3 separate regions of the Homo sapiens genome follow, and regions 1 and 2 are each linked to region 3. The links are chromatin contacts, found by Hi-C or POLR2A ChIA-PET in ENCODE. All regions are on one chromosome and are shown on one strand. Each heading gives the region's core, a stretch centred on a gene start or an enhancer-like site at or near the end of the contact. The rest is flanking DNA. Distances are from core to core; before and after follow the strand shown.

What was found. Hi-C counts contacts between places; a loop is a spot of excess contacts on that map. ChIA-PET counts read pairs that join two places held with the same protein, here RNA polymerase II (POLR2A). Pooled maps may share reads with other maps.
Region 1: a pooled map shows a loop between it and region 3 (35-fold over the local background). The contact joins the promoter of TMEM134 here to the promoter of KDM2A in region 3. A Hi-C loop is called at or near these places in 3 of 37 single-sample maps with no recorded cell type and 10 of 50 pooled maps. POLR2A ChIA-PET finds 5 or more read pairs at or near these places in 1 of 52 experiments (A673).
Region 2: a pooled map shows a loop between it and region 3 (8-fold over the local background). The contact joins the promoter of TOP6BL here to the promoter of KDM2A in region 3. A Hi-C loop is called at or near these places in 7 of 50 pooled maps. POLR2A ChIA-PET finds 5 or more read pairs at or near these places in 3 of 52 experiments (Caco-2, T-cell and activated CD8-positive, alpha-beta memory T cell).

What each region holds. Positions count from the first base shown.
Region 1 is chr11:67,468,001-67,471,543 of GRCh38, forward strand. It overlaps TMEM134 (transmembrane protein 134), which reads right to left and starts at 1,251. Exons shown (of 7, transcript NM_025124.4): 1 at 1,019-1,251; 2 at 28-92. The coding sequence starts at 1,192. RefSeq lists silencers at 836-975, 1,186-1,325 and enhancers at 863-1,487, 1,476-1,655.
Region 2 is chr11:66,743,340-66,746,916 of GRCh38, forward strand. TOP6BL (TOP6B like initiator of meiotic double strand breaks) reads left to right here and starts at 1,430. Exons shown (of 15, transcript NM_001302084.2): 1 at 1,430-1,580. It also overlaps a transcript of SPTBN2 not described here. RefSeq lists enhancers at 657-1,157, 1,649-1,758, 2,199-2,288 and silencers at 1,119-1,508, 1,919-2,018.
Region 3 is chr11:67,117,174-67,120,923 of GRCh38, forward strand. KDM2A (lysine demethylase 2A) reads left to right here and starts at 2,090. Exons shown (of 21, transcript NM_012308.3): 1 at 2,090-2,876. It overlaps LOC107984341 (a long non-coding RNA gene), which reads right to left and starts at 1,175. Exons shown (of 2, transcript NR_160735.1): 1 at 61-1,175. RefSeq lists silencers at 997-1,046, 1,187-1,466, 1,647-2,086, 2,227-2,296, 2,477-2,616 and 2 more and an enhancer at 1,527-1,576.

The DNA.
Region 1 (3,543 bases), core at 1-2,500, 350 kb after region 3:
AGGGTTGGGTCCCCACCTGGCCCTAACCTGGTGCCGACTCCCCCATCCGGCTCCGGAGAGGCCTGGGCTCCATCCTCATCGTTCTCCAGGTTCTGTTGCAGAACACAGGTCTCAGGGGGGTTGCTGGGCTGGGGCCCTTCCTCACTCCCTCCCGGGAAGAGAAAAGCAGGCCTACACAACCATTTGCCTGGCCGCCTGGCAGCTGTTCACCTGGCCCTCTGCCCTCCCCGCAGAACGGGTTTGGTGATTCACAGAAACCAGGTAGGAGGTGGGTGGATGCCAGGGCTTTGGGGAGCAGGAGCCTGCATAGATCCCAGGGAAAGGAGAGCTCCCAACTTTGGGTTAGGGTGGAGCTCTCATTCAGTGGCCTAGAATGGGAGCTTGGGAATTGGGGTGCCAGGAAAGGCCAGGCCCAGAGTTCCCAGGTTCAAGGCACAGGGTTCTGGTCCAGGTCTCCAAGAAAAGCAGCCTAGGGTTGGTGGAGGTTTTCTGGGAAAATGGGTTTTTCTGGTTTAGTGGGAGCCAAAGGGTGGGCAAGGACTGGTCATGTGAGAGGAGCTCCAGCTCTTAGGGGTGGTGGTGGGATTAGGGAGAGGGCTTTCAGAATAGAGAAAGGCGTGCGGGTTCCCATCAGCTTAGCTGGCCTGGGGCACAGGGGATGCTCCTGCGTGTGGGGCAAGGTCTGGTTCAGATACAGAGGAGCTCCCCCAACCCAGCGGGGGCCAGGTGCGAGTAGCCAGGATGAGTGGGGAATCCGGTTGGGTTCCCCAGCTGGAGCTGAGGGATGAGCTCCCGGGCCCGGGCACTGGGCTCTTCCCGGCTGGCTGGGGCCCGGTATGGGAACCGGGAGGGCCTGGGCAGGGCTCTGGATCAAGAGTCACGTCCGCGGGGCGGGGGGGCGGTCTCGCGCTTCAGCTGGGGCCTCTAGGCAGATGCTTCCCCGAGTTGAGGCCTTTGGGGCCCGGCCTGGGGTCCCGTCCGGCCGGGGGCAGGGGGTTAGGTGGGCCGGGCGGTTCACCTGGTAGCGCAGCCGGGACTGCTTGTCCTCGTCAGCCACCTCGAACCGGGCCCGACGCTCGAAGTGCAGCGGCCCAAAGCGCGCGACCCCGCTGGACTCGGGCCCAGGGCCCCCGTCCTCCAGGGACAGCTCGAAGGCATCATCAATGCTGAACTGGGGCCGGGCGGCGCTCATGGCCCCGGCCCGCTCAGGCGCCGTGCGCCGCCGCCATCTGCGCCCACACACCCAGCGTCGCCGCTGCCCCGCCCCCGCATGCCCCGCCCCTCCGACCCTGGCTCCGCCCCACGCGCCGGTCCCGCCCCCGTCCGCCCTAAGCAGGCCAGAGTTGCCGAGCCCTGAGCGGGCTGATGGGTGGGAGCCTCTTCCAGACGGAGCGCGCCCGCCCCGTGACGCCACTCAGTGGCCGCCATGGCAAGCGACAGCCCGTGCCGGGCTCGGACACATCCCCCAGGCGTGTATGTGCGGGGGCTTGGAGGGGCTTCCACGCCCCAACCTCCAGGTCCCTGACAGGGCCTTTTGCACCGCAGCCTGTTCCTCGAGTGCCAAGGAGACTCCTGGGAACTGTTTCCCCACCTTACTCACAACAGCCCCGCACCGGAGGGGTGCTCTCCCCATTTTTGCAAATGTGGAAACCGAGGCTCAGAGAGCTTATGTGTCTTCCAATTTCCAGTCAGTCTCCACGCAGCAGCCGAAGTGATCTTTTAAAACAAATCTTTTTATCTGCGTGTGTTATTCTGAAAACCCTTTTTAAAAATTTTGCTGCTGGCCTGGCTCGGTGGCTCACTCCTGTAATCCCAGCACTTTGGGAGGCCGAGGCGGGTGGATCACTTGAGGTCAGGAGTTCAAGACCAGCCTGGCCAAAAGGCGAAACCCCGTCTTTACTAAAAATACAAAAATTAGCCGGGCGTGGTAGTGCATGCCTATAGTCCCAGCTACTTGGGAGGCTGAGGCAGAAGAATTGCTTGAACCCGGGAGGCAGATGTTGCAGTGAGCCGAGATTGAGCCACTGCACTCCAGCCTGGGCGACAGAGCAAGACTCCGTCTCAAAAAACAAAACAAAACAAACAAAAAAACCTTCCCTTGGTTTTCCATTGCACTTAGAATAAAATCTGAACTCTTGGCAGGGCACGGTGGCTCACACTTTGGGAGGCCAAGGAGAGTGGATCACTTGAGGTCAGGAGTTTGAGACCAGCCTGGCCAACATGGTGAAACCCAGTCTCTACTAAAAATACAAAAATTAGCTGGGCACGGTGACCAGTGCCTGTAATCCCAGCTACTTGGGAGGCTGAGGCAGGAGAATCGCTTGTACCCTGGAGGCAGAGGTTGTAGTGAGTGGAGATCACACCACTGCACTCCAGCCTGGGCAACAGAGCAAGACTCCATAAAAAAAAAATGAACCGTGGTGGGGGGCGGTGGGGGTGGAAGAGCAGAAGTACTCTATGAATTAGGTGGACCTGGTTTCAAATCCCCATTCTACCACTTGTAAGTACTTGGGACTTTGGCAAACCCCTCATTCATTTCTGCCACAAGTATTTATTAAGCATCTATTTAGGGCCAAACACTGTTTTGGGCACTATAGATACAGTGGTGAATAAAACAGTGCAAAATGAGACAGTTTCAAGTGCTGTGTGATGCAAAACTGACTTTAGATTTCGTACTCAAAGATGACCTTTCCAAGAGGTGACATTTGAGCAGGAATGCCGATGATGAAGGAGCCAGCTGTGAGAAAAGCAAGGTTCAGTGTTTTCCTGGCACCAGGGAACAGCACGTTCAAAGGCCAGGAGGTGGGAAGGAGCTTGGCCTGTGGAGGAAGAATGTGAGAAAACCAGTGTGGCTGAGCAGCAAGGAAAGGGGCAGGCCGACTTGATGAGCCTGGGAGGAGTAGATGGGCCCCAGAGCCTTGAGAGCTTTATGGACCTTAGTCAAGAGTTCTTTTTTGTTTTTGTTTTTTTCGACACAGGGTCTCGCTCTGTTGCCCAAGCTGGAGTGCGATCTCAGCTCACTGCAACCTCCACCTCCTGGGTTCAAGTGATTCTCCTGCCTCAGCCTCCCGAGGAGGCTGGGATTACAGGCATGAGCCACAGTGCCCTGCCTTATTATTATTATTATTATTATTATTATTTTTGAGACAGAGTCTCGCACCGTCACCCGGGCTGGAGTGCAGTGGCAAGATCTCGGCTTGCTGCAACCTCCGCCCCCTGGGTTCAAGCGATTCTCCTGCCTCAGCCTCCCCTGTAGCTAGGATTACAGGCGTGATCTGCCCACCTCGGCCTCCCAAGGTGCTGGGTATGAGCCACCACACCCGGCCTCATGTTCATTTTATGGCCTCATGTACAGAGCTGAGTCAAGTCTACTTCTGTTTGTTACACATCAACACTATGAATAAGGCCCCTCTCGAGTTATGTTAATTCACTTACCCTCTTTCACTTCCCAGGTTCCTTCCTCTCCCCTGCCTTCCATCAGACCCATGTCAGCATGCTCAGTCGGCGTCCTTAAAGCCTGCCTGGCTCTGTACCATGTATGGC
Region 2 (3,577 bases), core at 180-2,679, 370 kb before region 3:
ACAATGTTCTTTGGAGTAGCACCAAGGTTGTGTACTGGGCAGGCACTCTGCCAGCTCGCCAGCCTGTTCTGTCCAATCCTGGCGTCTTGGAGCTGGGGTGGAAGAATTTTTCCTGAAGGAAAGCAGCCAACACCCTGTCCCACCCTTCTCCTTGGGCAACTCTTTGCCAGGCAGGAATCTCTCATCAGGGTTTTCTTTTGGCTGTCAGATCACCAGCAGTTATAGGCTTAAGCCCCTGTCACCATGCCCCTCCCGGAACCTGGCAGAGAGCAGCAGCTGGGACTCTGCAGGACCTCCTTATTCCAGCCAGGAATGCACTTGGAAAACCCCAGAGCTTCTCCTGTCAGCCAGAGCCCAGAAAAGCCAGCTCCTGGTCTTGGCACATTCAGTGCAGTCAAACGTGGAAAGGGGCCTGGATAGGGAGGGGTCGACTCCCAGGTCCCACCTTTGCGGGGGAAGCTGGTCCCCCTGGATTAGGCTGGGAGATGCTTGGGGCTGGTTGTAAGGTAAAAGACGGGGGGTCGTTTTTTCTTTTTTTGAGACAGAGTTTCGCTCTTTTTGCCCAGGTTGGAGTGCAATGACGCGATCTCGGCTCACTGCAACCTCCGCCTCCCAGGTTCAAGCAATTATCCTGCCTCAGCCTCCCGAGTAGCTGGGATTACAGGCGCCCGCCACCACGCCCGGCTAATTTTTGTATTTTCAGTAGAGACGGGGTTTCACCATGTTGGCCAGGCTGGTCTCGAACTCCTGACCTCAGGTGATCCACTCGCTTCGGCCTCCAAAAGTGCTGGGATGACGGGCGTGAGCCACTGCGCCCGGCCCAGGGCGTCGTTTTTAATTTCAGATTAGTAATTTTTTAGTATATGTCCCAAAAATTGCCGAGATATGTGTATGGTTATAAAAAAAATTCGCTGTCTATATGAAATTCAATTTTAATTGGCCGTCTTTTTCTTTGCTAAGTCTGGGACCCAGGGCTTGGCCTGGGGCAGCCCCCGCCGCAGACAAGGCTGTTGGAGGGGTCACGAACCCGCTTGGTAGCCCCGCGCCGTTACCGTCGCCCCTCCCGGCCGAGGGAAGGGTCCTGGAAAGCGCGAAGGGCGGCCAAAGCCCGGATTAGGGCCAAGGGCCGCATCTCGCCGCCACCGTGGGAAACTATCTTTGAGAGGAGGGAGGAGTCGTGGCCTGGCCTCATTCCCGCTCACCTCCAGCCTTGGCCGCCTCTCGCGGGCTCTTCCCCGCCCCGAACCTCCCACCTGCGGGCCCACTGGCACCCGCGGCGCTCAGAGGCTCTAGGTGGCTCCCGGCGGCGGTTCGCGGTCTCGGGGCCCTGCAGCGTCGAGTGCGCAGGCGCGGCGGGCAGGTGGGCGGGGCGTGCGCGGGCGCAGGCGCGCGCGCGGGAAGGGATGGGCTCGCGCTGCCGGGCGTGGGCGTGGACTCGGGCGTGGGCACTGGCGGAGTTCCAAGCCCGGGCTGAGGAGGGGGCGGCGGCGGCGGCGGCGGCGGCGGGCGGGTACCCTTCGACTGGGCGTTGCCGCTGTTCCCTGCGCGGCATGGAGGGGACGGCCGTGGCCGTGTTCGAGGTGATGCTGGGAAGGGAGAGAAAGCGGAGGACACTTTCTGAGGAGACGGGCTTTGTGAGGAGACCGCGAAGTTTGGGCAGAGGGGTCGGGCGTCGCCTAAGGTGAAGGAGGAAGGTTCGGGAATCGAGGCCCGTCTCCCACGGGGAAGCGAGGAAGTAGGAGCAGATGAGGGCTCTCGCTCGCGGGGTACTCTGTGGGGGAACGACGCCCTCTCTCCAGCCTACGGCTCAGAAAGCTGCGGCGTTTGCCGAGCACCGGCGGACACCCAGGGGCAGAGCCTGACGCAGCCTCGGAGGTGCCTGCCGGAGCCCAGCGCCTTCCATGCACCGGGTGCTGGGAGGGGGCGCGGAAAGAAGGAAAGGAATGGGGCAAGCCCTGGCGTTGCGGGGCGGGGTGGGGGGAGTCGGGGCGCCAGGACAGAGGCAAGGAGGGACCCAGTGCAGACTGGGAGCGAGGGAGAGTTTTTTTAGGCCCCGGTGCAGGTGCAGGTTTCTGGGTTCGAAGCAGCTGGACGTGGAAGGGCGAGGTTCAGAGGCCACACCTGTGCTCGGGGAGCTGCTCTGGAAGACGGCACTGAGCGCCTGGCGCCGGCCACGCCCCGTGTGCTCATTTCATTACCCACTTTCACGGCCGGTGCCCAATGGGACGTTGAGCTGCTGTTTGTGAGGGGTACTGGGCAGGTGACAGAAGCACAGGCTCTGAGGGCACCTGAGAGAGTACCCCCGGGCGTCCTGCCTGTTTGTTGTCATCAAAGAAGGCGGCGGGATTCCATTTTACAAATAACCGAACCTAGGCTAGAACCCAGGGCGCTGACTCATAGGCCAGTGTTCTTTTCCCAACTGCGCTGTCATACCGACATGAGAATATCTTTAGGGTTTGTTTGTTTGTTTGTTTGTTTGTTTGTTTTTTGAGACGGAGTCTCGCTCTTTCGCCCAGGCTGGAGTGCAGTGGCGTGATCCCGGCTCACCGCAGTCTCCGCCTCTCGGGTTCAAGGGATTCTCCTGTCTCAGCCTCCCGAGTAGCTGGGATTACAGGCGCACGCCGCTACACCTGGCTCATTTTTGTATTTGTAGTAGAGACAGGTTTTCACCATGTTGGCCAGGCTGGTCTTGAACTTCTGACCTCAAGTGATCTGCCCGCCTCCGCCTCCCAAAGTGCTGGGACCGGCGTGAGCCACCGTGCCCGGCCCGATATGGGAATATCGTAACAGAGGACGTGTGAAGGAATAGTTAGACTCTACACGTACCTGGAAACCATTCTTGTTAACTGGTACAAATGAGGATCTTAGTTCCCAGATCTCCCTGCCTTTAAAAAGGGGGTAATAATTTTCCTTGTGTTGCCTCCCTGTAAAAGTGAGAATCTGTTTGCATGAATAATAATGGGAGTTGGCCGGGCGCGGTGGGTAGCCTGTATTCTCAGCACTTTGGGAGACCGAGGCGGGCAGATCACTTGAGATCAGGAGTTCAAGACCAGCCTGGCTAACATGAGGAAACTCCGTCTCTGAAAAAAATACAAAAATTAGCGGTGGCTCACGCCTGTAATCCCAGCACTTTGGGAGGCCGAGGCAGGCGGATCACCTGAGGTCGGGAGTTCAAGACCAGCCTGATCAAAATGGAGAAACTCCGTCACTACTAAAAATACAAAATTAGCCAGGTGTGGTGGCACATGCCTGTAATCCTAGCTACTTGTGGGGCTGAGGCAGGAGAATCGCTTGAACCCAGGGGGCGGAGGTTGCAGTGAGCTGAGGTCGCACCATTGCACTCCAGCCTGGGCTACAAGAGCAAAACTCCATCTCAAAAAAAAAAAATTAGCAGGGTGTGGTGGCAGGCGGCTGCACTTCCAGCTACCTGGGAGGCTGAGGTGGGAGGATCACCTGAGCCCGGGAGGTTGAGGCTGCAGTGAACCATGATGATGCCATCACTGCACTCCAGCCTGGGAGTCAGAGTGAGACTCTGTCCCCTCTCTCCCCCCAAAAATAAATGAAATATATTTTATTT
Region 3 (3,750 bases), core at 840-3,339:
CAAAATAAAGAATATTTCCCAGTGACTAGAACGCAAGAAGATGATATCTTATTAACAAACCTTTTTTGCTGTTTGTGAGATGTTTCAGTCGGCTGTTGGAGTAATTATGCAAGCTCTTTAACCTTTCTATACTTCAGTTGTCTATCTTTAAAATGAATATAGCGCTAACAGGCACTTTAGCTTGTCTCCTAAGGATGTTGTGAAACAAAGCAGAGAATGTCTGTACAAACTCCCCAAGTTGTGCATGCAGAAAAACCTTCTGTGGTAATAAATAATAATACCTTGCATTTACGTAGCGCTTTTACCTTGGAGTTCAAGCCTTGATAGAATTAGAAGGTATCATTATTTTAATTGTCTCGCTAACGTCCTCCTGAAAGAGTTGATGGCTGTTTATGCAGGTTATATGATTCACTCCATGCCCTACCTCTCTGCTCCATTCCCTGCTTCCAGGAGTCAGAGCTTAAAGAGTGGGAAACCAAGGCAGGGAGAAAAAGATTTGTGTGACACCGCTCAGCAAGGGCGTAGTGGAGCCAATAGTGCCAACCCCGATGTGTAACGCCCCAGCCACCGTCCTTTGTGGGATTTAGAATTTAAACGGGCCCCAGAGCAAGAGATTGGCTGGGGAAATGCCCGGATCGCGGCTGGGCTGCTCGCATGGCACTGCTCGGGTACCTCCGGCCGGGCTCCGTCGACGTTCGGAGCCTGCTGGCCCGTCGGGCAGCTGTCGGGCCGCGGGAGTCGGTCCGTGGGCAGGGCCGGCGCAGCTCGGGCGGCTGCTGCCCCGTCGCTGACCCCCGCGCGAAGCTGCGCGCACCAACAGGAGACATCTTCCCGGCCGGGCCTCCCGCGCCCGCCACGGCCCAGGGCGGCAGGGTCGGGCCGGGGGCCGGGGGCGGCCCGCGCACCCCTCCGTGGGGGGCGCCCCGACTCGCCGGGGGCGGGGTCACGTCCCACCCGGGCCGCCGGGGGCACCGGCGCGGCGGAAAGCTGAGCGTGGCCGAGGAGCGGGGGCTTCCTGGGCCACCTCGCCGGGCGCCTCCGGCCGGCGGTGGGCGCGCCGGCCGCCACCGCCCCCGGGCCGTCGCGGAGACCGCTTCTGCGCCTGGTACCTGTGGACGCCCTTGTTAAGCGCCTGCAGCACCCCCGGGGAGCCGAGCCCAGGACAGACATGCTACTCCTGTTTCCTGCCCCTTCGGAGCGACGAGCAGTGGGTGAGGCGGGGCCAGGCCGCTGCACCGAGGAGCCCCCGGGCCCAGGGCAGACGGGCCCCGTGGCGGCGGCGCCGGGGCCTGCCCGGGAATGGCGGGCAAGCCGGCCTCGGCCCACCGGCCGGCACGCGAAGGGAGGGCAGCCGGCGGCCATGCGCCCCTTCCCTGCGCCCTCTCGCCCTGGGCAGGCCTGAGCCGGGAGCCCAGGTCCCGCGGGCCCAGCCCGGCGGCTTGACCCCGGGAGACCCTGCTTTGAGGCGGGTATCGGTTGCCCTGGCCCAGGCCTCCCGGCCCTCAGGTTGTGTGACTGTGACGGGCAGCCTGGGGCCAAAGGCGGTTGAAGGGGAAGGGGACGCAGATCTCCCACTGCTTGGGGGGGGTGATGTGCTTTGTGGGGGGTCGGGGGTCACCACCCTCCCAGGGGGGTGGGGGAGGGCGGCCAGCACAGCTGGCCGCGAGGGGCGGGGTCGCAGAGGCGAAGTGTGTGTGAGGGTGTGTGGGGGGAGGGCGCGCGGAGGAGGATCGGTGCCCTGCGCGCAGGCGCGAGCAGCCAGCCAGGCCCGAGCCCTGGAAGAACGCCGACGGGGAGCGGGGGCGGCGGGCTGGCGGGAGGGAGGGAGGGCGGGCGGCCTGACGCGAGGGGGCGCAGGGAGCCGCGTCGGCGTCGCGGGGCGCGGGCGATTCGAGGCCGACGCATCCGCGCGTGCGCGCGCCGGCGGTGTGTCCGCGTTAGAGGGGAGTGACGCGTGCGCGTTCACGCGCGCCCGGGAGAGCGGTAAGAAGCGCAGGGAGGCCTGAAGGGGGTGGGGGGGTGGAGAGGCGAGCTGGAGGAGGGGTGGGGAGGTGGCGCCTGCGCAGTGCGCCTCGGAGGAGCTGTGTGTATGTGAGAGTCTGACGGGTTCAAAATGGCGGCGGCTGCTTCAGCGGCTCCTCCTGTGTGAGGGAAACAACACCCCTCCCCGGCAGCGGCGGCGGCGGCGGCGGCTCTCGGAGCACCTTCCCAGCGGCTGGGCCCGTGGCCGCTCTGTCTTTCCTGGGCAGGGGACGCTCCGGGAGGAGGGGCAACGCCAGGGGGCCCATCCCCCGGAATCCCTCTTCTGCGACTGGGGAGTAGCCGGGGGGCTCGTCCCGCAGCGCGGAGCCAGACCTGAGGGGGAGACGCGAGGGGAGCCAGGGCCCCCATCCCGGCGCGCCGCGCCGCTCCCGCCCTGTCCGCCCCCCGGGGCCGGGGCCCGCGTTCCGGGGGGCCGGGGCGGCGCGGGGAGCCTCGGGCCGGCCGGTCTCAGCTGATCGGCCGCTGCTCCCGCAGGCGACCAGCCCCTGCTGGCCGAGGGCACGGCGAGGAGGGCGCTCCCTGCGGCCGGGGCCGGCCCGGGGCTCGGGCCCGGGCTGCTGACCGCTGGCCTGGGGGAGGCGGGGGCGCCCCGGGCTCGGCGCCGAGGGGTCGCGCTCCTCTCTCCTGACGCCTCCGACTCCCGGTCTCCAAAGCCAGAAGAGAAGGTTTGATTCAGCAACTGTTTGCTCCCTTTTCCTGGTCGCTCTGACCCTCTCTGGATACTGGGTTGATCCACGGAAAAACCGAAGACGACGTTTGGGATTTAATTATTCCTCTCAGCTTTGGAATCTTTTACTTCTCACTTGGACAAGAACTCAAGAGCAGAATCTCCGGTGAGTTTCCCCCTCCCCCCCCTCATTTGGAAGTTTGGTTGACTGTGTTATCCAAAGACTGAATGCAAAGTTTCTATCTCTTTTTCCGATGGGTGAACCATTGAAACGCCTTTTCCTGGGGGAGCCCAGCGAGATTCGCCCTTTTTCCTCTCCGGCCCTGGCTGCTCCATGCCCAGGCGGTCGTCGCCCAGGGGGTGCAAGCACGGTTTCCCTCCCGACTTCGGGCCAGGGCTTCCTCCGGGAGGGCTCTGCCTCTAACTGCTCTGCAAACTGTGTCATCGGGTCCTCTGGTCTCGTAGCAGTTTTGAAAGGATGCTGTTAACGTGGCTGTAATGTAGTGACAAAAACGGGGGGAACCTGTGTTCTCAATGGAAGCCATTATCCACGAGAATATTTAGAAAAAAGAAAACCCTTTCTTGGTATTACGGATTGACCGTCGCGCCGGCCGGTCTTTTATTTAATTTTTGGACAAGATGTATTTTCCTTGTATCCTTAGATGCAATCGTTTATTTTATTACTTTATCCAAAAAGATCAGATGGAATTTTGGTCCTTGATTTGCACCTCTGAAATTTGTTTCAGAGTTGTGCACATCTTGTGTTGGGGTGGAGGGTAGATTTGGGAATGATAAGATCCGGGGAGTCTAGAAAGGAAGGCGACGATTGTGCACGGCCTTACAGGAGGGGTATGGGAAATTGTTTTGGGGTCATTTAAATCCTAATTTTTTGTCCTCTTTTTACATAGTCAGTTTGCCCTTCTTTCCTTTAGTTTCTGATTACCGGTGAGAGAGAACTAATTTGGTTAGGATCTGGATTAGTTCAGTGGTGCTTCACCTGGTCAGCTCTCTGGAGATAAAAGTCCTGGGCTTTTTTTTTT